2 separate regions of the Mus musculus genome follow, and region 1 is linked to region 2. A link is a loop called in an ENCODE intact Hi-C map of the cell type or tissue named here. Cell type or tissue: gastrocnemius. All regions are shown on one strand. Each heading gives the region's core, and the rest is flanking DNA. Links, peaks and the distances in the headings are about the cores only.

Region 1 (16,789 bases), core at 3,915-11,914, 130 kb before region 2:
TCCAGGAGACATTAGGAAATGCCTGCTGTCTAATGTAGGTGGAGATTACCACCACCAGGTCTCAGTGGGGTTCAAGACCTCAAATCAACTGGAGACCAGGCTTTCTGTGCATAGCCCATTACCCCACAAGTGAGGATGTAAGTAAATAAAGCTATACAACTGCCTTTAGGAAAAGATCAAAGAATAAACACTTCTGTCCCTTTGTCCAGAAAAAAATTCCAACCAATAAAGTGGACACACTCTAAATACACAAGTAATGTAATATTAGCCATGCTTTTTACATGAAACTAGAACAAGTTATTGAGGAAAATGCAATGTAAATACTTTACTAAATGTCTTATTTTATTTTTTATAATTATAAGTACTATGCACATGATTTGGATTGAGGCATACAAAAAAGATGTACAACTAAATATTTGCATAAATTGTACTAATTTTTAAATTAATGTTTTTACTAAATAATATTATAACTGTAAACCATACTTTCAAACATTTACCAGGTTGTCAATATGAAAACTATCCTCAAAAACTGTTTAGAGTTTGTGGAAGGAATAATTCAGCCTGCAGGAACCAAAAGTTGAACATGTAGTAAATAAGGACAGAAACCTAAGAGGAAGATTCATTTAGAGAGTGAAAAAGAACTTGCAGTATGAGAGCAAAATAAAAGGGCAAATAGACAACTACCTATTTTTAGAGCAGGGTTGCTGAAAAATGAGCCACAATCAACAAGATGTCCCATAAGGTGAAATTCACCATAATAAGCAACTTTTTAAAGACTTATAGTTTATTTATGAGTGTTTTCTGTGCACTTTGTATATATACCATGTGAGAATTACCAAGAAGCCAGAGTGGGCCATGAGAGTCACTAGAACTGGACTTACAAATAGTTGTGTGCCACCATGTGGGTATTGGAGACTGAAATCATGTTGTTTTCAAGAGCAGCAGGTGCTCTTAACTATTGAGCCAGCTAATGAGACCAATCACTTGTCATTATTTTAGAATAATGATTCTCAGCTGGGCATGACATGGGAAATCGGAAATGAGCTTTAAAAGCCACTCTGTGAGTGAGATGTTTTAGGACTTCAGAAATTGCAAGGTATCTTGAGTTTCTGGTTTCTTTTTGAGACACATGGCCCATGTTGGCTTCAAACTCACTAACTGACCAAAAATTTCTTCAAATTCTGATCCTCTAGCCTCTATCTTCTGAGTGAAGGTCTTGCAGGTATGTACTACCAGAGCTTGTTCATGTACTTCTGTGGACAAGAAACAGAGATTTATTCACAACCAGTAGGCATTTTGCCAAATGATATCATTCCAGACCCCATGTATGAGTTTTAAAGCTCTTTGGTAACTCTAATGTACATATACTAGTTGAGAAGAATGTGAGAAGAGGGCTTCTGTGAGCTCTAAAAGGAGAGGGAAACAAAAAACAAACATTTAAGGTATGACCATTATACCTCTGAAAGGTACATGACATACCCAATCTCCAAAGGACATGACTAGAATTTTAAATGGAATGCATGGAATCTTGTCTCGCTAGCCTACTCTGACTCTTCATAATGCTAAGTTTCATTCTATACAGACATAAAATAAAAGGCTCCTTAGGTAACACGAGGAGAAATAGCTCATTTGATCAGAAAACAAATAATTAAACCTCAAACATTCATTATTATTTTTATATACAGAACCTTCAATTGGAAAAAGCCTCCTATAAAACACTATATAGCGATAGTTTTCTCACTTACCTGTGTTTCCTGACAAGGCTGGAAGGAAAAGTTCTGCAGAACTTTAGTGAGAGCAAGTTTCATATTCATGAGAGCAAACCTCATGCCAATGCAGTTCCTGGGTCCAATTCCAAAGGGCATATATACATAAGGATCAATGCTGCCCTTGTTCTCCTTGCTGAACCTGGAGGCACAGTAAATGACTAGTTTGCAGAGGATAAAAACATAAGAGCTGCACATGTGAAGTTTCCTTTTGACATCTATCCAGTAACACACAGGTAGTTTGGGAAAGGTTTATTGAATTTCTACTTTCAGGTATTTGACTCTGAGAATTTTCCACTAAAGTTTCTTTCAATACCCCTTCCTTATAAGATTTTCCATATGGTTGGGATAAGATAAATGCCGTTTGAAAAACTGCATCATTGTTTGGGTACACACTAGTGTGATAGTGGTATTATGGGGTAGGGGAAACCAACCTTTTTCTGATTGGTTAGAGAGCCAGTTCTCAGGGGAAATTAATGCCTAGCACTGAAAATTTGTTAAAAGTCCTAGGGCTGCAGAAATCATAGAGAAGAATGTGGTGATGTTTTGCTAAGTCAACATGGTACCAAAATGCCTTTTTGATATTTATCTTTACACACAAAAATTAGTGCTGTTCTCAGCTTTGGTCAGAAAAGCTTTAGTTTTCACTGAGAAACAGCACAGAAACTCATGACTGGTCATACTGCTGATAAGTGGTGGTGGAGTGCTCAGTCCCACCCAGAATCAGGAAACATCACAGAAGGAGGGGAAGAAGAAATGTCAGTGACAGGGCATAAAATGAATGTTGGGAAGTACTATCTTCTGCATATGACAAAAACATTGCACTTATGAACTCACAGCACTTGTGAACACCTACACAAGACTAGACACAACATAATTGCATTATGGGAGGGAAATAAAGTTCATGAGATGCCACCTTGCTAAGGAGCTGTTGATAATAAATGCTTAGTGGACGATGGAGGAGTTTTTCTTCAATGGTGCAGCCACTGGTGAGTTGATCATTCTCCAAGATATAACCCATACATCTATGCTTATGCAAACAACCTAAGTAAACTCACAAGTCACCAAAATCCAAATATATGTTAATACAGGAATAAGACAGGTTGAAGACAGACAGGGATTCCACATGAGTGTGAGGAAGAAGAGACAGGGAAATGTGAGGTGAAAATGACCAGAATTCACTATCCATTGATGAGACAGTTAAAAAAGAAAAAGAACCAAGAAATGAACTATACCTTTAAACACTAAAAATCCATTTGGGATGATGCTATATTCCAACTCTGAAAATACATACTATTTTAACTGGAGAAAAAATGGGTTCCTGCCACACACTTAAGTGGGTCATTAACTACTTGAGAAAGAAGGAGGTAAAGATTCTGTGTGTAATTAGTCAGACGTTCTGCCAGTCTCACTTCCGCTCTCCTCTCTTTTCTTCTCTTTTTCTGCCATTCTCCTCACACAATGCAAATGTTTGTAAAATCATACTTAGATCATCTTCCTATGAGAGACATCATAGTATCCACAGGCTTGCAGAAGACAGAGTGGGTTCCTCCTCCTAAGGTTCTAGTACCTTTCAGGTTGGAATTCTTCAGACTCTGGCCAGTGCATGATGAAGAGCATAAGATGGAATCATCACCGTTGACCCTTTGGGGGTATACACACCATTGAGTTCAACATCTTTTTTACAGACTCTCTCAAGTCTAGTAACAATGGGATAAAATCTGGGGGTTTCATTAAGCACCACATCCAGGTATTCCATCTCCATCACACTATCATAGGTGGGAGGTACCTGGGAAGAAAGAAAAAAGATTTGTGGTGCAATTTTAATTTAATTTTCAACTGTGTCTAGTGTTGAGTTCTCAGCATCCTCAAAGTCAAGTTCAGAGGCTCAAGGACTTAGTTACAATTCATTTTAAAAGGTTTCTAAGATTGTTTTAATTCACATATGTAGATATTTTGCTTGTATATGTTTATGTACACCATATAAATACAGTGCCCACCGAAGCAAAAAGAGGGCATCAGATCTCCTGCAACCAGAGTTAGAGTAGTTGAAAGACGTCATTTTCATGCTAGGACTCAAATATGAATGGATCCTATGGCAGAGCAGCAAGTGTTCTTAACCATCTCTCAAGCTCCTTACAAATGGAATGACTGTCACTGGAGGCCTGGAAGATGCTCAATTATGGAAGTGTCTACTATGAAAACCTAAGGATGAGAGTTCAGATACAAATCATTATAAAGCCTGACACAGTGGCACCCATTTCTAATCCCAGCAGTAGGTAGACTGAGACAGATTTTGCCTGGTTCTCATTGGCTAGACAACCCAATCCATTCCATAAGCTCCAGGTTTGGTAAGAGATCCTGTATCATAAAACATGGTGGAAAGTGGTTTAGAAATGTATACAATGTAGGTCTATGACCTATCACACACATATGCACATAAACATATACATAGAGACGTGGGATGATTTAAACACCAAGGCTCACACTTTGGCTTTTTCTCCTATAACCATAAAGAGATAGAGAAAATCATGGCACAGAGTTGAGTCAACCCACGCGGATTAATCTAGGCCAAGGCTAGCCTCTCTCAGTATTCAGCAGGGACAACATGGCAGAACTAGCAGTATCATAGAATCTTTTAGAGAGTTATATGTTAAATGCATATCTTTAACATCACACAGGTTGTGTGCACGTTGCTTGCTTGGTAGTCTTGTGGTTCTAGATAACAGACACACCAGGCACAGCTCTGTGTCACAACAACCTTCTATTGCCATGAGAGTCTTTATTGCCCATTTCTCCATCTGTGTCATGTTCATGATAATTTCTAAATGGTTCTAGGAAAAAACAGTGCTGTGCTCTTGTTACAAATTATGAAGGATTGCTCAGACAGATCAGAGAGCAAAGGTGCCTGCTATTGAGCCTACTTACCTGATTTGGACTCTTAAAACTCATGCAGCAGAAAGAGCGAACAAATTCCTTCAGGTTATCCATTGACTTCCACTCACATGCTGCAGCACACATGCCGCCATACATGTATACATTCATACTCATATATAAGTACATATATATGTACATACATGCATACATACATACATATATGTAAAGAAAAAAAATCACCAGAATCGGAAGGTTGGCTCAGTGATGTGAATGGTTACTCACTCACTCACACAAAGTTCATACAGAGACAAAAATACATATATACCCCCACACACAACATACACACACTCCCCCTCACTCACACAGTGTTTGTCTCTCACTCACACACAGAGACTCTATTTCTCTCTCTATCTCACACACAGACACACACTCTCTCACATACACATATACACACAAACTTTCTCTCTATCCCCCTCTCCCTGATTCTCACACACACTCTCTCCATTCTGCTCTCTTTCTCTCTGACTCTCTCTGTCTCTGTCTCTCTCTGTTGCTTTCTCTCTTTCACACACACACACACACACACACACACACACACACACACACACACACACACACACACACACCACTGCAAGTGACCAAACGGTGTTTTTGTTGAGATTTCTCCTTTTCTCTTCTACACCATCATCTCACCTTATTGGGCAGAGCCTTTTCGATCTCTTCCTGCAGTTTCTTCTGGATGTCAGGGTGAGTGGCCAAACAATACAAAGTGAAGGAAAGTGTGCTACTGGTGGTTTCATACCCAGCAGAAATGAAGATAATTGACTGGGCTGTGATCTCCATGTTAGAAAAGGCTGAAAGTAAGAATCCATTTTATGTAAGTCAGTCATGATGTGCTATCACAGACGAGATGAGGAGAAAATCAAATGAGCTTTCATTTACCTAGACACACTATGGAAATGCTCTTCAGTCACACTGAGACTGTCATCACCATGACAGCAAAATGACACATCCAGAAAAAGAGAAGAAAGCTTCAGTCATGTTGTCCTAGTGTTTCTGCTGACTCTCACAATCCCCTGTGGGCAGCTTCAAGATATGGATTTTCATGTTTGTAAATTTTATTTTAATTTATGAGTATTTCTGTTTGTGTGTATCTATGTGGAGGGTGCCACATGTGTGGGGAGGGTGTCCATGGAGGTCAGAAACCCCTAGAGAAGCAGTTATAGAAGGTCCCCTGTATAGGTTGAGATATTTTAAATTTTCATTTATTTATGTGTGTTTGTCCAGGGAGGCCATAAGATGGCATTGGAGTCTACAAACATAGAGTTACAGGCAGTAGTACATCTTCTATCATGAGTGCTTTAATCCTATTGTTTGCAAATTTTTCCTCCCATTTAGTGTAAGTGCTTGCTACTCAACTGAAACTGGACTATAAATTCACAATTGGTGCCTATTTTAAAAGTGAATAATTATTTTAGCAAACAAAAACTAAACAGAAGGACTGAGATGTTGTCAGTAGATGGCGGTACTTCCCTAGTGTTCATGAAGCCTTGGGTTCAGTGCCCAGCACTTTGTGAATCAAGTGTGACAATGTCTATATTCTTGTTTACACTGGAAGATTGACAGGAAGGAAAACAGCCAGTGATGGAAAAATTCTACATGTCTGTAGTCTCAGGAGTTAAAGGTCATTCTCAGGCACATTGTGAATGTGGATCAGCCTGTGCTACATAGGAGCCTGTAGCAAAAGAAGGAGGAGTTGTAAAAGAACTTGAAATTAGCTGATCACATCAAAGGGTTTCAAGTGGGCAGATAGGAAAGGGCTTGAAACACAAAGTACCTGCCACTTTAAATATTAAACATGGGGACACACTACATATAAGCAAGTGAGTGTATGGGAAACAATCATATAGGTAAGAATGGAAGACTCCCTTTCCATTAGTTACTGGTGCACATCTATAGACTAAAATCTGGAACTGGAATGATAATGTCATGATAATAATAATGATTATAAATTAAAAAAATAACCACATATGGGAGGCTAGAAAATGACTCAATGGGAAAACTGGAATTTGAGTCCTCACTCCCCATGTAAAAAGTCAGGTGGGGCAGCACATACTTTTAACCACAACACTGTGGATTGTTGGGACCTATTGGTAGTCAACTTTGTTGTGGGCTTAAAAAAAAGACCCTGTCTCAAGGAAATGAGTCAGAGAGGGATTGATAAGACACTGGTGGATGCCTTCATCTTTTCTGTGTACATACACCTAAAAGTGTGCACTTATGAACATACTCTGGCACATACATGTACTACACAAAGAAGATAAAAATCTGTAAGTGAGAATTTTATGTGTTTTTGAGATAGGGTTTTTCTGTGTAGCCGTGCCTGTCATGGAATCTGATGTAGACCAGGTTGGCCTTGAACTCACAGAGATCCACCTGCCTCTGCCTCCCAAGTACAAGGATTAAAGGCATGCTCCATCACTGTCCAACTATGAGTGATTTTAAATACCTAAAAGAATGAAAAGGACAAATCCACTTGTACAAAGAGGCTTTCTCCAGAAGCTACTTACACATCACACAATGAAGTCTATCTTTTCCATGGATTAGGCTAGAGAACACATGTTCAACAGGGAGTCCCAGAGAACTTCAACACCACTTGGGTCCATGCCCCTGATTGGATGTTTAGACACAGATATCTAGGCTGAGCTTAGAGATTTCTTGCTGGGAAAGATACAACCAGCACATATGCTCACCCAGGTAACAGACAGACCACTGGAAAGGTCCATCATGGCCATCCTTCATGTTAGGAGTGAAATTTTACCCATGTGAATCCAGAATATTCCATGTTTATAATAGACATGTCTGTCTTTCAGAAACTCAACAGTGGTTTCCCTCTACCTAGAAAAACCTCCTCGCATATTTTCTGAGCAACCCACCTGCTTCCCAAGAGTTTCCTTGTCTATAGACCAGGAAGGGCTTGCTTACCTTTATGAGAGTCTTTGTCTTTGGAATTATTATGAGCGTTCATCATTAGCTGAAGAAAATCCACTCGGTGCTAGAAGCAGAAAGAGAGGTTACAAAAATGGAAGGTCAATGGTAAGTTCAAAGGTCAGAGGTGGACCACAAGTGCAGAACATTAATTCTCTCCCTCTGAGAAGGTGGTTCCCTCAAATTCACAACTGTGGCTATCGTTGTTAGAGTCATTAAGGAACAAAAGCAAGAGTGGACTAATTAGGAAGAATCTAGCTTCCACATCATCCAATTTTACAATAAATTCTAATAGATAAAATTTTAAACAAGCACCTTTTTTCTCTAAAAATGTTTTTGAAAGAGATGAAAATAATATCCCCCCTTTTGATCATTTTTATTTTGTATTGAAGTTTCATACTCATACTCAATCAGATATGGTCATCTCCACCCCAGTGTTTGCTCCAAACAATTCCTTCTATACTGTCTGTAACATTTCTTCCTCCACACTCCATGCCCTCTTCTTAGTCACCCACTAAGTCCAACTAGTGTTGTGCATATGTGCATGGCTATGAGGCTACCCGTTGCGTCATGGGAAACCTACCTATTTTCACACCCTCCATCTACAGCTATGAACTGCCAATTGACCCTCAGCAAAGAGCACTGCATACAGAGATCCTCTCCCATCCTCACTGGAGTTCTGACAGTCTTGACCTTGTTCAGGTCTAGCGCCATGCCAATTTTTTTTTCAGTCCTAATGCAGGATGTTCTAGCTTTTATCCCTATTGCTAAGGATTCATTTCTAGATTATTCTCAACCAACTTGTTAAAACTCCAACTTCTCCTCTATGAGTGAGTTCTGGGATACCCAAAAATAGACAGAAAAAACTCTGATCCTAAAATTTGAGGGAGAGACAGAGAGACAGACAGAGAGACACACACAGAGAGAGAGAGAGAGAGAGAAAGAGAGAGAGAGAGAGAGAGAGAGAGAGAGAGAGACAGAGACAGAGACAGAGAGAGAGACAGAGACCGAGTCAGAGACAGAGACAGAAAGGAAGAAGATCTAAAATCATATATTAAAACATCTAAGACCTGTGTTTATCGCAGATAGTTATGTGTACAGTAGCACAGGTACTATAGAAATTTTATGTCCACTTGCTTAATACATTAAAAATTCAGTTACTTTTTGACTCAGCAATGCTGATTCTAAATATAACCCCCAAACATAAAACTAAATATTTAAACATAATCTTGTTCATGAAGGCTCATGGCAGAGATATTCATGGCAAACATGTGAGACTAACTTCCATGTCCATCAACAGATAGGGAGAATAAATTACTCATGGACCCAGGACATTGTGACACTTGATCCATTAAATATTGTGCTAAATAAAAGAGGCATGTCACAGAGAAAAGATAGTCTATGATCCCATTGATGTTTAATGTCCAGAATACACAGATACAGAGCAAGTGAACTGGTTGTTGCTTAGGTCAATATTGCTTGAAAGTTACAACATGGCTAGAACAAAGTCCTATTTGATTGACCATGGTTAAGGGTCAGGGTGCCTTCAGTAAATGCTGATCCCAAAGAGATCAGAGACAGAGAATAAGGAGCTGTTGAGTGCTTAGCCCTAAATGGCGTGTCTATATCAGCACCCGACACATCAAGGCTCATGGAAGATCATGAAAAGGGATGTGGAACTTAATTCAGAGAAAGGAATTAGGACTGTGAAATGCTGTATTGTGGACATGACATGGCCCGTTTTTGAACTGACTGCCTGCAGCAGACCAAGCCAATAATACTGGTCAGAATCTTAGCATGCAGCACCAAATGGACTCGACTAGCTACCAAAGCAGAGAAAAGGACAGGAAATTGGGAGGAAGATGTATTGGGTGTCTAAGCAATGTGAAAAGTAAGAGTTAGCAGTGGGTGTAATTGAGACAGATGTTATGAATGTATGTTATTGAATCCATGGAGAGTTCTGGACTTACAGAGTGTCCAATTTGTATTTATACTAATTAGTGTTTATCAAAAAATAATTCTAAAATAAACCCGGGACTCAGGGCTGCACACTGTAATTGCATCCCTCAAGAGGCAGTGGTACAGGGATCTCTGTAAGTTCAAGACCAGCCTGTTATACACAGTTATATCCAGGCCAGCTAGAGGTACATGGTGAGACCCTGTCTCAAAGAAAAAAAAGAAGTTAGAAAACGGAGGCAATCTGGCTACATGTTCTCAAAATACTGAACTGTGCCTTTAGGCGATGAATTATATGACAGGTGAACTACACACCACTACAGCTGATTATTTGGGGGAAATTGAGGAAGAGAAATGCAGAAAGACAAACAAGGCCACAGACAACAGCAATGATCAAGATCCAGAACTGTCTACTCACCAACTGAGAAGAGCAAAGGATCAAAAAAATCAACTCTTAAAATCTTTCTGGCTTTCTCCACAAAGGAATCCTCTGGGTTGTTGAGGGAATTCACATTCACTCCAAATGATGTGCTGGTGATCACATCCATGATGTAAGCACCTAATACACTGAGGAGAGAGAGGCATAGGAATTTAACAGGTGCCAGAGACTGTAAAAGAACTCTCAGGAGACAGTCAAAGCCACCTCAGTATGGACCAAGCCCTTCCCAGTAATTCTACCCTCTATCACTGCAATCTTCTTACTGTCACATTTCTTCCCTTTAAACTGTGTATAATGTCATCTAGTGTCTAAAGGGGCAAGTACAAGCAGCTGGACAATGTGAGCTGCACCCATTTCCCCTCCTCTCCCAGAGCCACAGTGATGGACCAGCACTCACTCTTTCATAGCAACAGGCTTGCCTTTCTCTGCCTCTTGCCTCAAGTACTTTACCAAAATGTCTCCATACTGTTCAATGATAGGGAACATCTACACAAAACAGAGAAGCATCCACAATTAGGATGGAGGCTCTAGTAACTCATGCTGCTCTTAAAAGAATTTCACTCACCTCCTTGAGTCTTCCACTGGTGAATGTGGGGGACAGCAAAGCTCTATATCTCTTCCATTCCTCGTCCTTAGATATTGAGATAGCTTTACTCATTATTCCCACTGGGCCAAATTCCTAGAGTCAAAAAAGAAAAAAAGAACCCTCAGAATGCCTCACAGCCTATGAGAAATGATCTGTGTACTCATCTTCCTATTGTGGTTTCAACCCTTTATGTTCCAGGATTCTTTTAAGTGGAAATTTCTCTGTGGTTGGAAAATTATGTCCAGGGGTTGGGGATAAGGTGAAAACAGGCCTTAGTCCATCTCTAGAGCTGTGTGGTTGGAGTTTGGCTTGGAAAAAGTTAGAAAGTTAATTTTTTATCAGACAAGTTCTCCAGCTCTCTATTTACAACTTGAGCAATGTGAAGAGGATGTCTTCTCACTCTCTCTCTCTCTCTCTCTCTCTCTCTCTCTCTCTCTCTCTCTCTCTCCGTGTGTGTGGGTGTGTGTGTGTGGGTGTGTGTATGTACATATGAATGCTGGTGCATGTAGAACCATGAAAGGTAGCTTGGTTCCTGGTTGAACTAATGCTTGAAGCTCCAGAAACTATGAAAAGACTGTAGGTACTTCGCTGGTTACTGGGCATCAAGACCCTGTCACTAGTTGTAGCTCCCATAGGTTTGTGGCCTCAGTCATATAAGGGCAATGCCCCAAGCCTCTCCATATGTAGAGGACATGACCTGTGGTCACATGGGCTCAAGAGAGATCTTCATTTTATTGGGGTACCTAAAAGCCCTGGAGGGTTTATCCAATAAGCATTCTTTCCCAGACTCTCTTCTCTGCAAAATATATTTAACCTTAGGCACACCTGAGAAGAGGGGTATGGTTTCATAATCCACTTTCTGCTTTGATAATAAATGTCTTAAAACCTTGGACTGCCTTTCTTTATTTGGATCTGCCATGGGGAGCCATGCAGAAGGCCTTTGCCTATAGAGCCACCATCTAATCTCCTGTAGAAACTCTCTCTGTGCTCTCACATATGGGTGCCACCCAGCCTAAGCTCAAGAATTCAGCTAGACTTTCCCTGGTGGACCAGACAGAGCTCCCTCCTTTATCCCCTAGCTGTGGGGAATTGGGCTATGCAAAGACAGGCTAGTCTCCACTTGAGCTGAGTTCTGAACGCCAAAGGGTGATAATTCAACTTCATGACATGTTAGGCATTCCGTTATGCTCCTGGAACTCTGGAGCCTGCATAAGTTACCACCCCCACAGCCCCCACAAGAGAAGCATGGCTAGAAGTCACATAGGAAATGGCCCAAGCTTCTGAAGTTCAGGCTAAACTCCTACCCAGTTACCTAGCAAGAGTAAAGACCATAAAAGGGGCTGTTAGGCCCCCACCTCGCTATCTTATGCTCGTACTTCTCACTCTCTTACTTGTCTCCCTCTTACTCCTCACTCTCACCCCCTCTCCTCTCTCTTTGTCTTTTCCTCTCCTCTCATCTCTTCTCACTTCTCTCCTATCTTCTCCTCTCCTCTCTCCTCTCTCTTACTCTCTCTATCTCTCTAGCCTTCTCTCTCTGTCTCTCTCTGTCCCTCTCTGTCTCTCTGTCTCTCTGTCTCTTTTCTCTTCCTCCTTTCCTTTCTACAATAAAGCTCTTAAACCATAGAATGCCTGTGCTCATCAAGGCCTAATGCGCTTGGAGAACGGGACAGTCTTTCTCCTAATGAGCCGTTTCTACTCTCCCATTAGAATTCCTTCCTGTGCTCCAGCCAAGATCCTCTGCACTCACTCTCATCAGTGTTGGGACACGCTTCCCTCATCCCTCTCTCCCATAACCCCAGTGGCTTTAGCAAAGTAGCTCTGGGACTCCCAGGTAGGGCTGCCCCTTGCCACCACCCCGTGCAGAATGGGTCGGAGGCTTAGATTCCCACCCAGGGATGAGTGGAAGGTACATCCAGCCCTCCCACGCCTGACAGACCAGAGAATAGGTAAAACTCTGGCGAGGTGTGGTTTTCCCTTCCCCTTACTCCCCAGGGTCCCCCTTTTCTTTTCCCCACACGTGGCCCCAGGATTGATCCAGCCTGTGGGGCCCCCACTCCATTCTGAGCTAGTCCACAGTTTCAAGTGGTGCATGGATATCCAAGAGCCTGAGACCCAGACAGCTCCAGCTTCCTTGCAAGCTTGAGGACCCTTGAGCCACTTCTTGGTGTCCCACACCGCAGACTTTCCTTTCTCACCCCTGGAATGGTGTTCCAGGGCTGCTCTACCACTCAACACCCACCTGGCTACAGCATGGGCTAAGCATGGTCAACTTCCCACATCCGGACTCCCCAAGTGACCATGCCCTATGTTGGTTCAGAAGCAGGACCTCCCATAAAACTACAGGTAAAAATTCCCAAGTGTGCTCATGTGGAGACCAGAGGTCAGGCATCTTTCCCTATAACTCTCTATGGAATATTTTGGGCAAGGTCTCTCTGTGAATATAGAAGTCTCTGATTTGGCTAGAGTCACTAGCATACAATTCCCTGATATCTAGCTGTTTTAACATACATCTCTAGAGTCACATATGAATGCTACTCTGCCCAGCTTTTGGCGGATGCTGAGGATCCAAACTCAGGTCCTTTACCCAATGATCAAGCCATCTCCCTAAGCCTCGGACACAAAGTATTTAGTATATGTATTTTTTTTAAAGGATTACTTCACTATTGTATGGGTTTGGCCTAATGTTTCTTGTGTTATACCGCTAATTTTCATCCTCCAAAATGCTAACAGGAGTACCTATACATAAGACACTGAGGGACTCTACCCCCAGTTGGCTCCATTTGGTAAATAAAGATGCCAACAGCCAATGCATGGACAGAACAGATAGAGGCAGGACTTTTAGGATTCCTGGGCTTGGAAAGAGAGGAAGAAGCTAAATCACCTTGAGAGGGGCATAGGACAGGTCAGCCATGTAAGAATTCAGATAAGTGGCTCTAGTGACCACATTCCCAATTGGGTCTGAAGTAGCAGAGTTGAAATACTGATTTTAAAGAATGTTAACTCTGGAATACCAGAATGGAATGTTTGCTAGCCTCAGGAAAGATTAGAAGTACCAAACTATTAAGCTAGCCAAGGCATATTGAAATTAGCTGGTGTGTGTGTGTGTATGGTATGTGTGTGTGTGTTTTCCTGTCTGTATGTCTTTCTGTATGTCTGTCTGTCTCTATGTGTCTATCTGTATACAGTATCTGTGTGTGTCTGCCTTCCTGTGTTATGTCATTATGTCTGTCTCTATGCATGTGTCTCTGTGTGTGTTGCATATATCTGTCTGTTTGTGTGTGTGTTTTATCAGTGTGTAAGTGATATTAGAAATGATACTCTGCTTTTAGAAGAGACCCAGCATACCTGACTCTTGAGAAGCTTCATCCAGCAACACATGAAAACAGATGCAGAGGCTGTACTGACTGGTTTTGTGTCAACTTAACACAAAATGGAGTTATCACAGAGAAAGGAGCTTCAGCTGGGGAGGTGCCTCAATGAGATCCAGCTGTAAGGCTTTTTCTTAATAAGTGATCAAGAGGAAGGGGCACTTGTTGGTGGTACCATCTATGGGCTGGTAGTCTTGGGTTCTATAAGAAAGCAAGGTGAGCAAGCCATGGGAAGCAAGCCAGTAATGATTGTCACTCTATGGCCTGTGCTTCAGCTCCTGCTTCCTGACCTGCTTGAGTTCCAGTCCTGACTTCCTTTGGTGATGAACAGCAATGTGGAAAGTGTAAGCTTAATAATCCCATTCATTTTGAACTTGCATTTTGGTCATGATGTTTGTGCAGGAATAGAAACCCTGACTAAGACAGAGACCCTGAGCCAAACATCATCTACAACTTGGGGAGTCATGTGAATGAGTCAGGGATAGAATTGTGTAAGCTGGAAGGGTCAGAGACCCCAAAGAAGACATACAGAGTCAAATAACCTGGGACCATGGGGTCTCACAGAGACTGAATCACCAACCAAATTACTTATAGTGGCTTTACTTAGGCTCCCTACACATCAGTGTGCAGCTTGGTCTTTGTGTGGATCTCCTAAAAATTGGAGCTGGGACTGTCTCTGAATCAGTTGCTAGCCACTAGAACTCCTCCCCCTATCTGGATTGCCTGGTAGTGCCTCAGTGGGAGAAGATACACTTCGTCCTGATGCTGGTGGATGCCCCAGGGAAGGTGGTACACAAGGGGGACTTCCCCTTCTCTGGGGAGAAGAGGAAGGGGTTATGGGCGGAGGAATCAGTAAGGGTAGGACTGGGAGGAAAAGCGGGAAGTGTGCTGCAATTAGGATGTAAAATGAATATATATATTCATATGTGTGTGTGTGTGTGTGTGTGTGTGTGTGTGTGTGTGTGCCTGTGCAAGTGCGGGTGTGTGTGCGTGTGCATGTACGTATATATGTATATTTATATGAATGTATGAAAAACCAATGTGACCTACCCGCCGGTTTGTGAAGACAGAAAAACATTCCTTCACTAGAACATTCTTAATCATCTATGGGTCCGTGATGACAAAGAGAGGCATTTGACCATCAAACAACCTGTGGTGGGAAGACAGCTGATGTACCACGTTCTGACATGAGAGCCGCACCCTGACTTTGATCCCAATGCTTCAAGACCCTCATTCTGCTTATACAATACATGGTCACAGGAGTTCCCAGTTCAGCTTAGGAATTCTGACCATGTACTCAATGGAGTCTTTGGAAAATGATAATTAATGTCATTCAAGACACAATGAGCCACTTCAAGACAAACCAGCTCTGTAAGGCACCACACTTAGAAATAATAAGTGGAAATTTGGCAAATCTAGATGTGTATATGTGAGAATTGCCTATACCATTTTCTATGAATTTGCATATTTGAAATATTGCAAGGGTCTGGAGCGATGAGTCCACAGTTAAGAGCACATGCTGTTCTTGAAGAGGACCTAAGTTTGGATCCTAACACCTACATTGGGTAGCTCACAATCACCTCTAATACCAGGTCCAGGAATCTCCAATACCTCTGCAGTACACCAGAGCCAGAGGCAGGCAGATCCCTGAGTTCAATGCCAGCCTGGTTCACAAAGCGAGTTCTGGACAACCAGGGCTATACACAGATAAACCCTGACTTGAAAAAGACATAAAATATTAAAAATACTAGTATATGTCAATATCTGGTGTTGGGATGCTTCTCAGTATTATGGTACCTGCCTAGAGTGTAGATCCTGGTTTTGGTACACTGATATTAAAACACAGAATTTAACTGAGGTGCTTGTATCTACTTCTCCAAAGCTCATGGAGTCTGGAAGACAGGACAAGAAGAGCATGAGAGTCAGGAAGCAGAGGGGATAGCTGGATAGGATTTCTTCTGTATTCCTGAATTCACTGTAGCTGGGAGAGCCTCCACATGCCCTCTGCATGACTGTCAACATTCTGGCAAATGGCTAAACGTCCTGACCCTGTCTGAAGATTTGCACACAGCTAGTTCCTGGAAGGAGAAAATAAATGGTCCAACGGTAGAGGCACCTGATGAGGTCAGCTCAGTCCCTGGGATCTATGTGTTGGAAAGAGAGAACTGACTGGTACAATCTGTCATCTGATACACACTTTTATCCAAAATCTTGGCAGGGGCTGAGGAGATGGCGCAACAGATAAAGGAACCTGAACCATGCCTGATGACATGAGTGCAGTAACCTGGAATTGGAGAACTAACTTCCACAATTTATACTCTTACCTGCATATATGTACCAGCATACTTGCCCCAATTCAGGAAAAAATATGATGCGAAATAAAACATAAACAATGAAGTCTCTATATGAAGAGAGACTAAGCATGAATCATTTACCAAGCCCTTAGCTAGATTAGCCTGCCCCTACTGTCAAATGGCATACTAAAGTCAATAATAAAGTGAAGAATGTAGGCTTCTATATAAAATGACCCATCGTGGCAAGGAAAAGGAGCAAGACGTTTGCCAGAGCATATCAGTGGGACCTGAAGCAATGCATAGCATGTCAGGAAAAGAGTTTCAGAGAAGAAAACAAATTAGAGGAGGCAGTAGATAAAAGTTCAAGCCTGGGGAGAGACTCAGAAGCCCCACACTCTCAGAGGATTCGGGAGCGAAGATTGTGTGAAGGACATGGGCATTGCGAAAGTGACCAGGTTGTAAACTGAACAAATTAATAACTACTGGAAGAAAAAAAATACCTCGAATCCATGGAA
Region 2 (16,789 bases), core at 3,984-11,983:
TTTCTCCTGGCCCCTCTCCTCTCCTGCCAACCTCCTCTTCTTCTCTTCCTACTGTCTTTCTTTCTTCTTTCTTTCTTTCTTTCTTTCTTTCTTTCTTTCTTTCTTTCTTTCTTTCTTTCTTTCTTTTTTTATCTTGAACTTCTTTTTTTATATATATTTATTTTATTACGTATTTTCCTCAATTACATTTCCAATGCTAACCCAAATGTCCCCCATACCCCCCCCCACTTCCCTACCCAGCCATTCCCATTTTTTGGCCCTGGCATTCCCCTGTACTGGGGCATATAAAGTTTGCTTATCTATTGGGACCCGTCACTTGATCCTCAAATCCCTTTTTCTCTCTTTACTGTCCTTCACAGGTTTTGGCCTTTTATTGGACAGTTGATTTGGGGAGCAAGGTTTACATAGTATCACTTGGGGTATAGGAGGATTACCTGATTAGGGGCAACCAGATCTTGGGGCTAGTATTTAGCATTTGAACACATAGCAGTAGCAGACTAAGCCCAATATGTATCTTTTAAAATTTACTGTAACAGTAGCTGATGTGGAATCTGGATGCTTCCTGGTTTAGACATTCCTGCTTTTGTTCCTTGATGACTCAAACAAGTGTAGACACACTTGTGAATTTAAGAAAGATAAGTTCTCAGAAAGGAGAGAATTAAGCTTCTGCACTCCTGATCCAGCTCTGACCTCTAACCTTACCATTGACCTTCCAGTTTTCCAACTTCTCTTTCCATTTCCAGCACCAAGTGGACTTTCTTCATCTGATGATAAATGCTCATGATAATACCAAAGACAATGAGTCTCATAAAGGTAACCAAGACCTTCCTTGTTTATCTTGTGTGCTGGTTGTTTAGAAAATATATATGGAGGGTTTTCTAAGTAGAGAAATACTTCTGTTGAGTTGCTTAAGACATGGCTATTTGTTGGAAACAAAAAAAAGCTGGGAGGTCCTGAGGTTGGCCCTGGAGAAAAAGGTCAAGGGAAAGGGGCCAAATGTCTGACGAGAGTTACTGGGCTCTGGGCTGGCAGATGCAGGCAGAGCTCCCAGATGCTTTCCATTCGGCTTCAGTGTGCCTCTAAGTGTCTGACTCCACTCGGCAAGGGGTGGAAAAGGGGTATCCCCCGACCAGGGACCCCGGGGCTATAGGAGAGAGGGATGGGGGAAGAGATTCCCAAAACCTGTGAAGGTGGTACAGCATATCTTGATGGAGCAGAGACTATGGTTTAAGAGCTTTATTATAGAAATGCAGGGAGAAAGAGGAAGGTAGAAAGAGAGAGTGGGGAGAGGAGAGCGGAGAGAGAAGAAAGAAGACAAAGAGAAAGGAAAGGGGTGGGAGAAGTGAGAGGAATGAGAGGTAAAGAAACAAAGGAGTAAGAGAAGAGAGCAAGGTGGGGGCCAAACAACCTTTTGATGGACTTTACTGTCCCTAGATTCTGGGGAGGAGTTTAGTCTGAAGGTCAGAATCTTTGGCCATTGTCTATGTGACTACTGACCATGCTTCTCTTGTGGGGGCTGTGGGAGGTGGTACCTTAGGCAGGGGCCAGAGTTCCAGCAGCATGAGAGAAAACCTACCATGTCATGTAGGTGAATCCGGGTTCAGACCTCATCTCCACTGGGGACCAGCCTGCAATTCCCCACAGCTATTATCTCCAAGGGGTTTTCTGTGAGCACATGGATATAAGACTGCTCCTAATAAATGTTAACCATAATGGATGTCTCCAGTGATATGTGTGATATCTGACAAGGAAATAAGTTATAACTTATTTCTCTAACTATAATGCCAGCTGGGGTATTATAGTTCCATTGCTGATCTGTCTGTCTGTCTGTCTGTCTGTCTGTCTGTCTGTCTGTCTGTCAGTCTGTCTGTCTAACTATCTATCTAACTATTATGGAAGATTAGAATATACAATTGAGTAAAAAAAAAGTGTAATGACAAAATTCTTTAACCAAAGTCGAAGATTTAGAAATATAGGATTCCTGTCTTTCATTTGGGTGAAATTTCATAGCTAGAAAAACTTGAGAGGAGGAACAGGAAGAACAGATAAAAGGTTTAGAGCAAAGATAAGATTTAAAAGGTGAACTTAGCTTGTTAAACCCTAATTGGAGGGACCCAAAGATCAATTCCAATGCAATTATGTATGGAGTCTCCATTACGAGCTTGCTTGCAAGGTTTCCCATGATCCCTGTCACAGCAGGCCAGAGTGAAGGCTGGAGTTTAGAGGTGCAGGGTATTTATTATGATTACAGCATGCTGGGGAATTTCAGTATGGGTCAGCAAGTTAGTATTTTTCAAACTTCATTTCTGGCTTAATCTGCAGGAGCTGAACTTGTCCTCACAGACAGGATGATCAGGTTAACTGTTCTCTGCAGGATGTCTTAGGTTATCTCTATGTACCTTGATCTGGCTGTTGTAGCTTGACTAGCTGTTGCTAAGTGGGGGTGGGAGAGTTGTCATAGAATATTTGCTCAGATGGATTTGTGATTTTCTTCCTGGAATTGGAGTTCAGCTCCTTGTCTCATACAAAATAGAGTTTCATTGAAAATGATCTTGGTTTTGCTTTACAAGGGAACCTTCTTCCATTTACTGAGTTTCTGGTAATGATTGTAAAGATCTCATATAATGGAATTGAAAGTAGCATTAGGTGGCCATTTAGACACATTATCTGAGAGATATTATGGCCAAGTCCAGCTGAAATATGCTTAGAAGACTTTAAATCAGGTGCTAGGTCTGAGTTTCTCCAAGAGGCATTCCAGTATAGATGCACTTCCCATGGGTGAGGAGAAGAGTCACATGTCTGAGCCCAAGGCATCCTAAGAGCACAGGTAGAACTAGAACAAGTAGAAACAAACTGGCCAGCCACATTGTCATGGTGCTCTACCAGGCTGAAAGCAATGTGTCCAAGGAAACATGGTTCACTCAGTACTAGGATTTACTAGAAAACAGGAGCCGTGACAGTAGAAGGATGACACAACTACTGATTTCCATAGTGAGGGTCAATAAAAAGGGCTGGCCATAGCCTAAAGACTGTATCTAGTAGTACGTCAACTCCCAGAGCCACTAGAGTTCTGGACATTCAGTGGTTACTCCATGAGGTCTAGGAAAGTGTGTTCACCGACCAGGAATGGGATACTCACCATCAGTTGGTGTTAGATGCAGAAATGTATGGATCAGATGTCAGAAAGTAAGCATGTATCATGTGGATTGACGATAGGGTCCTAGCATGGAACCTCAACCCGCAGGAAGTCACACAAACTCTGGAATATACTATTTGAGTCTCAGCACCAAACATTGGATCTAAATGGCTTGATTCATAAGGTCACACAGTGCAACAGGTATCACTACGAAGGTTCATTCAGGGAAGTCAGAAGAGGGGATAGAGAGGGGACCTCTGGATGAATGTGGAAGAAAAAGAAAGGAGTGTGGAAGATGAGTTTTATCAGGGGCATAGCATATTCACAGGATGAGGGTATGGGACAGGAAGCAACTGTGGGAATGGGTCTCTCCTCAGCAGCTAGTGATGCCTCATCCTGTTGTCACTGGGCCCATAGGGATGGCTTTGCAGGAGTCTGATTGCTAACAATTTGCTAAATTAGATATTGATTTTAAAGATACCCACTGATTGTGGGTTTATAGGCCATATTCAGTGTAAGAGCAAGGAATTGCACTAATTGAGAAAAAATCTACAAATCAAAGAATCACAGCATGCATGGCAGAAGAAGTGCAAATGCCTTAACTCTATCACTGTGGGATCCAGTGCCATCTTCTGACCTCTAAGGACTCCTGTACAAACACAGACATGTGAATAAATAGAATTAACAAAACATCTTAACTTTTAGCAGCAGACTGGAGTTCAGTGTCCAGTGTTTGGTTTTAGATTCTGGGACAGGGTACTGAGGTGCATATATTACATATCAAAGCAGACATGGCCTCTAGTTTCTCCCAGCATCTCTCAGTTGCTATCTAGCATACCCTACTCACAATTCTGATCTTTCCACCCCTTCTCCCAGAGGCTCTCCCCTACATGATCAGGTATTTTGGTCTTCTTGTGCATCCTTCTCTTTATCCTTCTCTCTCTCCTTCTTTCCCTCTCTCTACATGTGTACTCTTTCTCCCTTTCTCTCCTTCTCTTCACCCTCCCCTCTTTCTCCTCCTCATAGCAATAAATCTACCCATGTATACTGTAATCTGGCTTGTACTGGCTCACTTGGCTTGCAAAGAAATAGCTTATCAGACATTACTCATTTGTTACCAAGAAAAGCCTTGGATGTTTGGTTTCAGATCTTAAGGCAAGGGAATAAGTTGTGCATTTTATATACCAAAGCTGACCAGGCCTTCAGATTTTTCTAGCTTCCCTCATTTTCTTCCTGGCTTACCTGTCCCTAACCTTGAATTTTGTAGCACCGGGGATGGGTCGCCTTCCCCAGAAGTTCCCTCTATTATTCCAGTCAGTTTTATCCCCCCACTTGCTTTCTTCCTCTGTCTGCATGGGCTTTTTCTCTACTCTTCCCCTCAACTCTGTTTCTCTTCACTTTGCAAATTCTATGTTCTCCTTCTTTTGGAGACAGCCTGGGAGCATCTTTACATTAACCTGCAAATTTCATTCATATGTATATATCTTGAATTGGTTTATTTGCCTGGCAGAGAAATAACTTATCACCCAGCTCCTAACTCTGATAGCGCACAGCCTTCTGTAACTTTTTATTTAGACAGTAGATACCATTTTCTGGTCTCCATGAGTGGCCTCTTCCACATACCACCCCTCAACACAGACACACACTCTGAAATAAACATAATTGAAAATAAAATTTGTAAACAAAAAATTTGATTTTCTCTTAACTCCTCTGTGAGTGTACATTCTGACAAGACTTATGATATTCTCCTCATCTACTCAGTGATGGTTCATTTTAACATGACTTATGGTTTTCTTCTCATCTCCTCTGTGATGGTCCATCTTAACATGACTTAAGATTTTCTCATCTCCTGTGTGATAGTCTATCCTGAGATGAGTCATGATTTTCTCCTCATCTCCTCTCTGAGAGTCCATCCTGACATATCTTATGATTTTCTCAAATCCACTGTAATGGTCCATCCTAACATTACTCTTGGTTTTCTCATCTCCTCTGTGATGATCCATCCTGACATGACTTATGATGATCTTATCTGTTTTGCGATGGTTCATCTTGACATGACTTATGTTTTTCTCATTTCCTCTCTTATGGTCCATCTTAAAATAATTATGATATTCTTCTCATCTGCTCTGTGAGGGTCCAATCCTGACATGACATATGATATTCTCCTTATCTCTTCTGTGAAGGTCTGTCCTTACATGACTTACTTGAAATGTTTCCTTACTTCCAGCATGTGCAACATGGAGATTACAACTCAGTCAATTATGTTTATTTTTGCTTCCTACAAACCCACCAGCAGCACACTTTCCTTTGGCCTGTATTCCCTGCTCGCTCACCATGATAGCTAGAAGAACCTGCGGGAGAACGATAGGGCTTTGCCCAATAAGGTAAGAGGATGGTGTAAGAGGGAAATAGAGAAGCATCAACAAAAACACTTTCTTATCACCCACAATGGTGTGTGTGTGTGTGTGTGTGTGTGTGTGTGTGTGTCTGTGTGTCTGTGTGTGTGTCGCTTCTGTCTCTGACCAGCAGAAAAGAGCGACGACACAGCATTCTTCTCAAAGCAGTTTATTCAGGAACCTTTCAACATGCAAGCAGGAATCTCTGTCTCTGTCTTTGACCACAATCCCTTATATATCCCCTCGTCAACGCCCCATCAGCCCAGTCTGAGTAATCTCAGTTCATTGGCCTTCGTCAAATGGCCTGATCTTGCATCATGGTGTGCCTGCACAGCTCTCACGATGGATGTGGCTTATTTTCGGGTGTATGAAGAAGTCAGGTGCAAGCATAAGACTTGGCTGCAGTCCCCAGTGCCATCTTGAGACTACCAACACACCCGCTCCCCACTTCTCCCCCTTTTTTCTATTTTGACAGAGAGAATGCCTGCCTTAGGTTTCCCCCTGAGACAATGCCTCTTACCAGTCATTAGGAGACAAACAGCTTTGGTTTGATCCCTGTCTTGTGTTGGAGTCTTACCCATCATTGACTACTTTTCTAGCATGCCAAGCCACACTTGAGGAGACTGTCCTGTCTCCAGAGCTGCAAAAGCCTGTATCATCAAGGCTTGGGTTCTGAGCTGATGAAACTTTATACGGCAAATGCACCAAAAGACCAGGATGCTGATTAATATCAGACACAGGGTAAGTCCACCAATTCTGGCATACTCTTTCAAGCAGGAGACAGCTATAGATCCAGCTGGCCAGTCCTTCAACCATGTATGTGTCCACATGGGTTGAGTTAATATGGACTATGGATTGTCTCAATTCCCGAACTAATCCATCAAAATGCTGAGACCAATTTCCTGTAAGGTACTGGGATATAGTGTGGGATAAATGAGCAGCACGACTGGCATTCACAAATGGTATAGATGTGACACACAGTCCCGGATATTTCCACTCACAACCCAATTGTGCTAACTCCATCAAAACATCCACTTGTTCCTGGACTAAATCAACCCTTTGATTCCGCAACAAAATTCCTGCTTTCAGCTGGCTAATAATATTTCCCTGAACATTCAAAGCTTCTGCAACACCCACAGATAAATTATTCACAGCTGCTGCTGTTTGTACCACAGAGGTAAAGGATATGGCCGAAGCCATGGCTGTGGTGGAGCAGTGACAATGGCCGCAGTAATGCCAAAAATCCCTCTTAGGTCTAAACAAAGACATAGCAGAAGGAGCTTGAACAGGCCAAGGTACAGAGTGAGGCATCCTAGTCACAACAGCTAAATGATATTCAGATACATTCCAGCATATACTATAATAACAAATATCACTACTACAATTAACAACATTATTCTCATAACTACCATTATAAACAATAAACACAAAATGAGACCACAAACAAACAGGTGTAGCCTTAAAGGAAGCATTACGCCCTCCAGCAAGTTGAGATACAGAGGTTTCAAACCCACTAGACTCATTCCAATAAAAACTTGCATCACCCCATGCCCCTCCCACTAGCATACTCAGAGGAGAAAGATCTGTGCAACTACCATTCACACCATACAACAAACACACATTAAAAGGATTACTAGCTCCTACTTGAGCTGGATTTTGATAGGTCCAATTATATCCTGAAAATGAGCCATTATGGACTGTGCCAATATAAGGAGAAAAGGTAAAATATTTCTTTACAGCCCAAGCTGCCTTTCTAGACTGACACCCAGTCCATGGCAGAAGGGAATCAGAGCTACCCTTGCAAAAGGGAGCCCATCTAGGTTGGGGAGGTATGGTATCATTGTCTTTGGAAAAAATGACAGGCCACACCCCTTGAATCCATGTGGCATTAGCTTTAGTAAAACTATTAATTGGCATGTCAAGCCATGCTGCTGTTTGATTATACATTTGAACGCAGCCACTATTCTGAGAAATATTTTGAATCATTTGAAAGCACAGCAACTCCCTCAACTAAAGCTGCATCGGTTCCTGCACAGTCGCTATTTCCCCATCTCATGGTAAAAAGGGTAACTGCAGCAAAGCATTAGATGTGAAAAATCGAGGGAACACTCGTGCCGAATGCGTCAATGACATGGGTTTGGGAACACAGATAAGATTCCCCAATGTGGATCTTCAGTCATCACCATGGGAAGTATCCTCAACACCAGGAACATCCATGCCATCCCCACTCCTCTCATTTTGGACTGCTCTGATCAACCTCTCCGGGACCCACAGTGGCTGTTGATGATCCTGGGAACTTACCAGCTAGCTGCCCTGACTGCGATGAGTTCTGAACGAAGAGAAGGGTCCCCATAAGGGCCACCACTTATTGCTTCTGTCTCTGAACAGCAGAAAAGAGAGACAACACAGCTTTCTTCTCAAAGCAGTTTATTCAGGAACATTTCAACATGCAAGCAGGAATCTCTCTCTCTGTGTATGACCACAATCCCTTATATATCCCCTCAACCACACACCACCAGGCCAGTCCAAGTAATCTCAGTTCATTGGCTTTCGTCAAATGGCCTGATCTTTCATCATGGTGTGCCTACTCAGCTCTCACAATGGATGTGGCTTATTTTCGGGTGTATGAGGAAGTCAGGTGCAAGTCATAAGACTTGGCTGCAGTCCTGGACACCATCTTGGGACTAATGCCAGACCCGCTCCCCACATCTGTGTATGTGTTTGACACAACGCACACACACACACACACACACACACACACACACACACAAACACACACATACAGAGAGAGAGAGACAGAGGAATTGAAAAGTTTGGTGTGTGTACATGTCTGTGTTAAGGTGTTTGTAAGTGGGCATGTGAGTATATGCTTGTAAGATTGTATATGAGTGTTTGTGTGTGTGTGTGTGTGAAGGTTAGAGGACAACTTTGGGGTTGGTCCTTCCTTTTTTTCCTAATTTTACACAGGGTTTCTTTGTTGCCACTGCTGCATACATCAAACACTCTAGCCCATGAATTTAGGGACTCTTCAGTTGCTACCTTCCATTTTGCTGTGAGAAGACTGAGATTACAGATCTGCATTTACATGATGGTGTGTGTGTTTGTGTGTGTGTGTGCATTGTGTATGTGTGTATGTGTGAGTGTGTATGTGCATGTGTTACACATCTGGGATTTAAGAGGAATCAGATTTCAGGTCCTTACACTTCCATAGCAAACATGCACACCACGAGCCATCTTTCAAATTCCAGTGATTTTATTTTACATTTTTGTATGTACGTATGTATGTATGTATGTATGTATGTATGTATGTATGTATGTGTATGTATGTATGTATGCATTTATGTAAGTATATATGTATATGTGTGTGTATATGTATGGGGGTGTGGGGCATTGGGCTATGCACAGACAGTCTGGTCTCCAGTAGAGCTGAGATTTTGAACCCTGGGACCTAGTGGTCATAATTTACCCACATGGGACAAAAGAAGTTCTCTCATGTCTCCTGGAACTCTGGCTCCTGTCTAAGTTACCACCCCTCTCAGCCACCACAAGAGAAGCATGCCTAGCAGTCATGTATGAAATGCCCCAAGCTTCTGCCCTTCAGGCTACACTCTTCCCCAGTTACCTAGCTACACTAAAGACCATAAGAGGGGATCCTTGGCCCAACATCACTCTCTCCTTCCTTTGTTCTCTTACCTCACACTTCTCTCACTCCTCTCTTTTTCTCCTCTCCTCTCTTCTCCTCTCCTCTCCTCTCCTCTCCTCTCCTCTCTCCCTCTTGCTCTTACTCTCTTTCTCTCTAGCCTTTCCCTCCTCTCTCTCCTCCCTTCTCTCTTTCTCTCTGCCTTTCTATAATAAAGCTCTAAAACCATAGACAGTCTCTGTTCATAAGGGCTGTGCTCACTCTTGAGGTGTGAGAACCTCTCTTCCCTCATCCCTATCTCCCATAACCCCAGGGCTACAGGGTGTGGTGCTGGGTCTCCCATGTCGGGGCTATCCCTTTTCCACACCCTGTTGAGCGAGTCAGAGGTTTGGATGCCCACCCAGGGCTGAGTGAATGCATCTGTTGGCCTTCCTGCATCCTCCTGTCCAGAGCATAGGTGGAACTCTGGTGGGACATGGGTCCTCCCTCCCCCTCTTCTTCAGGCCCCTTTTTAGTTCCTACATGGGGGCATGTGTGCTGCAGCATATGTGTTAAGGTCAAATGATAATCTGAAGGAATTTGTTCTCTCTTTCGGCTGCATGAGTTTTAAGGGTCCAAATCAGGTTAGTAGTTTCAGAGGCAGGTGACTTTGCTCCCTGAGCTGTCTGAGTAGCACTTGATAACTTGTAACAGGAGTAAAAGCACTGGTTTTTTCCCAGAACCATTTAGAAGTTATCATAAACGGCAACAAAAGGAGACATGGGCAATACATTTTCTCATGGCAACAGGAGGTTTCTGTAACACAGGGCTGGGCCTGGTGTGTGTCTGTTATCTAGGACCAGGAAATACCAACTAAGCAACATGCACACATTCTGAGTGATGTAAAAGATATGCAGTTATCAGTCAGATCTCTGAATTGTTCAATGATAGTGCTGGATATGCTGTGTACCAGCTGTACCCCGAGAGATCCTAGAATGGGCCTTGATAGAGGTGCGTGGATTGACTCAGCTCTGTGTCATGATTCCCCCTATATATTTATAGTTATAAAAGAAGCCAGGGTGTGAGCCTTATTGTCTAAATCATAAGCCAAACACTCTCTCTCTCTCTCTGTCTCTCTGTCTCTCTCTCTGTAAAAATGTGTGTTTGTGTGTGTGTGTGTGTGTGTGTGTGTGTGTGTGTGTGTGTAGGTCATAGAGCTACATTATAGACATTTCTAAATCACTTTCGACCATGACTTTAGATGGGATATCTCACTAAACCTGGAGGTGATCCATTTGGCTAGGCTTTTTAGCCAATGAGCAAGAGGCATGCACTGTCTCAGTCTACATACTGCTGGAATTATAGATGGGTTACACTCTGTCTAGCTTTATAAATGATTTGTGTCTGAACTTATATCCTCAGGCTTGCATAATAGAAACTTCACTAATTGAACATCTTCCAGGCCACAGGTGATAATTATTTCACTTTGTAAGGAGCTTGAGAAACTGCACAATGGGTAAGTCTTCCACGGGATCCATTCATATTTGAGTCCTAGCAACCAAAGGGCCGTTCTCAACTGCTCTGACTCTAGGTACAGGAGACATGATGCCCTCTTTTGGCTTCTGTGAGCAGTGTACTCATGTGGTACACATACACACATACACAAAAATCACCTACACACATAAAATAAAGCAAAAGTCTAAAACCCCTTTAAAATGTGCTAACTAAAGTCCTTTGAGATGCTGAGCTTGATTTTGAAGCTGCTGAGAAATCAGCAATAGACACACTTAAAGTCAAATCTGAAAATATCGGAACAAATGTTTTTATTTTTCTTCCCAGGCACTTTCCACTTATTTTTTTTCCCAGGACTAAATACATGGCCTTTATTTCTTCCAGATCAAAGATTTTGGGTATGATCATATAAAGATGAACAATCAAGTTTTGCAAGCTAGAAATATTTCTGTCTTAAAACTATACCAATACTTTAGTAAACTATACAAAAAAGATAAGGAGACAAACATACATGTATAGAACTGCGTATCAGTCAGGCCAGTATGTGCAGAGGGAATTACCAGCATGACCTCATTCATCTGTGAGGACACAGAGCAATCCTTCTTTGGACATACACCAACTTCTCCTGCATGAGCCACTCTTCACCACTTGATGGCTTCCTTCTACACGTGTGTATTTCTAGTTGTCTGCTTCTCAGAGCAGACATTTACCTTTCTCATCCACCAGCCATTGGAGGAGGGCTGGGGCCACGAAGGTGACTGACCCTATCCATTCTTCTTGGAGGGTTTCCTGGTGGCCTGCTTCCATCATCGTATCTGGAATCAGAGGAGCTCTTGTAGCCTCTTCTTTTCTTCACATCTTGCTGAAGCAGAGTTTTGAAAAAGAAAACCACAAATTCTGCTATTCCCCCAGAAGAAGTCTGTTAGGAAAGACACTCTCCATGGGGAATGATTCCTGCTGTCCAACACCTGGCCATTCGAGATGTAAACCATCTTCCATCTAGTTGCCTGCTTCCGAGTCACAGAGAAGACCAGACGCCCCTGATGTTGCCATACCTAGCCTCCCCCTAGTCAGTAGTAAGCAAGGAAACATACAACTTTTCAACATAAAGAAACATCGGAATGCACAACTCTAACTATGTAGGATGACTAAATCATACATCTTGCCTCAAAGCTCAGGGATTTACAAAAAAATGGAAAGAAGAAAGAGTGTAAGAGACAGAGGTAGTGGATGACTTTAAGGAAACAGCACTTCCAGACAAAACATGTCAGGCACACATATGAACTCATAGAGGCTATGACAAAATTGACACATTCTGCACAAGCTCAAACTAAAGAAAATTCTAGCTGAGAGGAGTTCAAGTTCGTACCTCTAGCAAAGGAGATATGGTCAGCTGAGAGCTCCTGACAGAGGACAGATCAGTTTTTTTCAATGGGGTGACACTGGGTGGAACTTCACTCTAGGGTAGGCCTCACACCCAGGAATAGCCCTCCAATACAAACTGGACTTCACAAATTTGTTTTGTTTTGTTTTGTTTTGCTTTGCTTTGCTTTGTTTTGCTTTGCTTTATTTTGCTTTGCTTTGGTCTGAAATAGTGAGAGAGATTGTAAAGTGTGTGGGAAAGTAGATAAGATAGAATCTAGGAAGATTTTGTGGAAAGGCATTATTGTGATCAAAATGTATTCTATGAAGTTCTCAACAAATATTAAAAGACTTGAAATGAAGATTTTTAACTAAGTGTTTATTTACATTTTCTGTGAAGCATTTATTATAAAATATGGCAACTAAAGCATCTGATAATAATTCTAGAGAGGTTTCTGCCTCAGGCTCCAGCGGGAGCCGCCTTGGTTCCGGAACTCCACAGAGGGCAGGCTGCAAAGGAGAGGGTGTGGAATACAGAGGCCAGCAGTTTCTGGGACAGGCAAGAGCCAGAGAGCTTCTGAGGTGGCGCCATCTTCGGCTCCAGACAACCGGCCACCTTCCTGGTGAGAGCACAGGGGTCCGCCCGGCCCAAGAGTTTTCTGCCTCAGGCCCCGGCGGGAGCCACCTTGGCTCCGGGACTCTGTGGAGGGCAGGCTGCACGGGTGAGGGTGAAGAATACAGAAGCCAGCAGTTTCTGGGACAGGCGAGAGCCAGAGAGCTTCTGAGGCAGCTCCATCTTCGGCTCCAGACAGCCTCCAACCTTCCTGGCCAAAGCAACACAGCTTGTGGGAAAGATCCTGTTTTGGGCCTTCATCTTCAGCCAGGAGGAGGTCCTAACACCAGATAACTGTGCACCTTCCCTGAAAGAGGAGAGCTTGCCTGCAGACACTGCTCTGACCACTGAAACTCAGAGGAGAGAGCAAGTCTCCCACGTCTGCTGCTAGAGGGTAACAAAATCACCAGAGGAACAATCTCTAAACAAAGACAACTATAACAACTAACTCCAGAGATTGCCAGATGACGAAAAGTAAATGTAAGAATCCTACTAACAGAAACCAGGACCACTCACCATCATCAGAACCCAGAACACCCACGTTGCCCAGTCCAGGGCACCCTAACACATCTGAAAAGGTAGACCTGGATTCAAAAGCTTATCTCATGATGATGGTAGAGGACATAAAGAAGGAATTTAATAACTCAATTAAAGAAATACAGGAGAACACTGCTAAAGAGTTACAAGTCCTTAAAGAAAAACAGGAAAACACAACCAAACAGGTAGAAGTCCTTATGGAAAAACAGGAAAACACATCCAAACAGGTGATGGAAATGAACAAAACCATACTAGACCTAAAAAGGGAAGTAGACACAATAAAGAAAACCCAAAGTGAGGCAACGCTGGAGATAGAAACCCTAGGAAAGGAATCTGGAACCATACATGCCAGCATTAGCAACAGAATACAAGAGATGGAAGAGAGAATCTCAGGTGCAGAAGATATGTGCATAGAGAACATCGGCACAACAATCAAAGAGAATGGAAAATGCAAAAAGATCCTAACTCAAAACATCCAGGAAATCCAGGACACAATGAGAAGACCAAACCTACGGATGATAGGAGTGGATGAGAATGAAGATTTTCAACTCAAAGGACCAGCAAACATCTTCAACAAAATTATTGAAGAAAACTTCCCAAATCTAAAGAAAGTGATGCCCATGAACATACAAGAAGCCTACAGAACTCCAAATAGACTGGACCAAAAAAAGAAATTCCTCCCGACACATAATAATCAGAACATCAAATGCACTAAATAAAGATAGAATACTAAAAGCAGTAAGGGAAAAAGGTCAAGTAACATATAAAGGCAAGCCTATCAGAATTACACCAGATTTTTCACCAGAGATGAAAGCCAGAAGAGCCTGGACAGATGTTATACAGACACTAAAAGAACACAAATTCCAGCCCAGGCTACTATACCCAGCCAAACTCTCAATTACCATAGATGGAGAAACCAAAGTATTCCATGACAAAACTAAATTCACCCATTATCTCTCCACGAATCCAGCCCTTCAAAGAATAATAACAGAAAAAAAAAAAAAAACAATTCAAGGACGGGAACCACACCCTAGAAAAAACAAGCAGATAATCCCTCAACAAAACTAAAAGAAGAAAGCCACAAGAACAGAATGCCAACTTTAACAACAAAAATAACAGGAAGCAACAATTACTTTTCCTTAATATCTCTTAATATCACTGGTCTCAACACCCCAATAAAAAGACGTAGACTAACAAACTGGCTACACAAACAAGACCCAACATTTTGCGGCTTACAGGAAACTTATCTCAGAGAAAAAGATAGACACTACCTCAGAATGAAAGGATGGAAAACAACTTTCCAAGCAAATGGTATGAAGGAACAAGCTGGAGTAGCCATCCTAATATCTGATAAGATTGACTTCCAACCCAAAGTCATCGAAAAAGACAAGGAGGGGCACTTCATACTCATCAAAGGTAAAATACTCCAAGAGCAACTCTCAATTCTGAATATCTATGCTCCAAATACAAGGGCAGCCACATTCATTAAAGAAACTTTAGTAAAGCTCAAAGCACACATTGCACCTCACACAATAATAGTGGGAGACTTCAACACACCACTTTCACCAACGGACAGATCATGGAAACAGAAACTAAACAGGGACACAGTGAAACTAACAGAAGTGATGAAACAAATGGACTTAACAGATATCTACAGAACATTTTATCCTAAAACAAAAGGATATACCTTCTTCTCAGCACCTCATGGTACCTTCTCTAAAATTGACCGCATAATTGGTCACAAAACAAGCCTCAACATATACAAAAATATTGAAATTGTCCCATGCATCCTATCAGATCACCATGGACTAAGGCTGATCTTCAATAACAAAATAAATAATAGAAAGCCAACATTCACGTGGAAACTGAACAACACTCTTCTCAATGATACCTTGGTCAAGGAAGGAATAAAGAAAGAAATTAAGGACTTTTTGGAGTTTAATGAAAATGAAGCCACAACATACCCAAAACTATGGCACAAAATGAAAGCATTCCTAAGAGGAAAACTCATAGCTCTGAGTGCCTCCAAAAGGAAACTAGAGAGAGCACACATTAGCAGCTTGACTACACACCTAAAAGGTCTAGAAAAAAAGGAAGCAAATTCACCCAAGAGGAGTAGAAAGCAGGAAATAATCAAACTCAGGGGTGAAATCAACCAAGTGGAAACAAGAAGAACTGTTCAAAGAATCAACCAATGAAGGAACTGGTTCTTTGAGAAAATCAACAAGATAGTTAAACCCTTAGCCTGACTCACTAGGGGGCACAGGGAAAGCATCCTAATTAACAAAATCAGAAATGAAAAGGGAGACATAACAACAGATCCTGAAGAAATACAAAACACCATCAGATCCTTCTACAAAAGGCTATACTCAACAAAACTGGAAAACCTGGATGAAAAGGACAAGTTTCTAGACAGATACCAGGTACCAAAGCTAAATCAAGATCAGGTTAATGATCTCAACAGTCCTATATCCCCTAAAGAAATAGAAGCAGTCATTAATAGTCTCCCAGCCAAAAAAAGCCCAGGACCCGACGGGTTTAGTGCAGAGTTCTATCAGACTTTCAAAGAAGACCTAATTCCAGTTCTTCACAAACTATTCCACAAAATAGAAACGGAAGGTACTCTACCCAACTCATTCTATGAAGCCACAATTACTCTGATACCTAAACCACAAAAAGATCCAACAAAGATAGAGAACTTCAAAGCAATTTCCCTTATGAATATCGATGCAAAAATCCTCAATAAAGTTCTTGCTAACCGAATCCAAGAACACATCAAAACAATCATCCATCCTGACCAAGTAGTTTTAATCCAAGGGATGCAGGGATGGTTCAATATACGGAAATCCATCAATGTAATCCTTATATAAACAAACTCAAAGACAAAAACTCATGATCACCTCGTTAGATGTGGAAAAAGCATTTGACAAAATCCAACACCCATTCAGGATAAAAGTCTTGGAAAGATCAGGAATTCAAGGCCCATACCTAAACATGATAAAAGCAGTCTACAGCAAACCAGTAGCCAACATCAAAGTAAATGGTGAGAAGCTGGAAGCAATCCCACTAAAATCAGGGACTAGACAAGGCTGTCCACTCTCGCCCTACCTATTCAACATAGTACTTGAAGTCCTAGCCAGAGCAATTAGACAACAAAAGGAGATCAAGGGGATACAAATTGGAAAGGAAGAAGTCAAAATATCACTTTTTGCAGATGATATGATAGTATATATAAGTGACCCTAAAAATTCCACCAGAGAACTCCTAAGCCTGATAAACAGCTTCAATGAAGTAGCTGGATATAAAATTAACTCAAACAAGTCAATGGCCTTTCTGTACACAAAGGATAAACAGGCTGAGAAAGAAATTAAGGAAACAACACCCTTCTCAATAGTCACAAATAATATAAAATACCTTGGCGTGACTCTAACTAAGGAAGTGAAAGATCTGTATGATAAGAACTTCAAGTCTCTAAAGAAAGAAATTAAAGAAGATCTCAGAAGATGGAAAGATCTCCCAAGCTCATGGATTGGCAGGATCAACATTTCAAAAATGGCTATCTTGCCAAAAGCAATCTACAGATTCAATGCAATCCCCATCAAAATTCCAACTCA

What was found. Peaks named below come from ENCODE experiments on the same cell type or tissue, not always from the same donor. Only the 100,000 strongest peaks of a DNase experiment are listed, where the experiment ranks them.
Region 1: it touches region 2 in a loop (2.0-fold over the local background); 27 of 42 quality-filtered maps call a loop at or near these places.

Annotation. Positions count from the first base shown.
Region 1 is chr5:145,626,294-145,643,082 of GRCm38, forward strand. It overlaps the pseudogene Cyp3a63-ps. Among named protein-coding and RNA genes, the nearest start is that of Cyp3a41b, 50 kb to the left of the region's middle. In gastrocnemius, for the core only: no CTCF peak of the experiment used is centred there; no DNase peak of the experiment used is centred there.
Region 2 is chr5:145,755,187-145,771,975 of GRCm38, forward strand. It overlaps the pseudogene Selenok-ps2. Among named protein-coding and RNA genes, the nearest start is that of Cyp3a44, 42 kb to the right of the region's middle. In gastrocnemius, for the core only: no CTCF peak of the experiment used is centred there; a DNase peak (open chromatin) is centred at 8,199.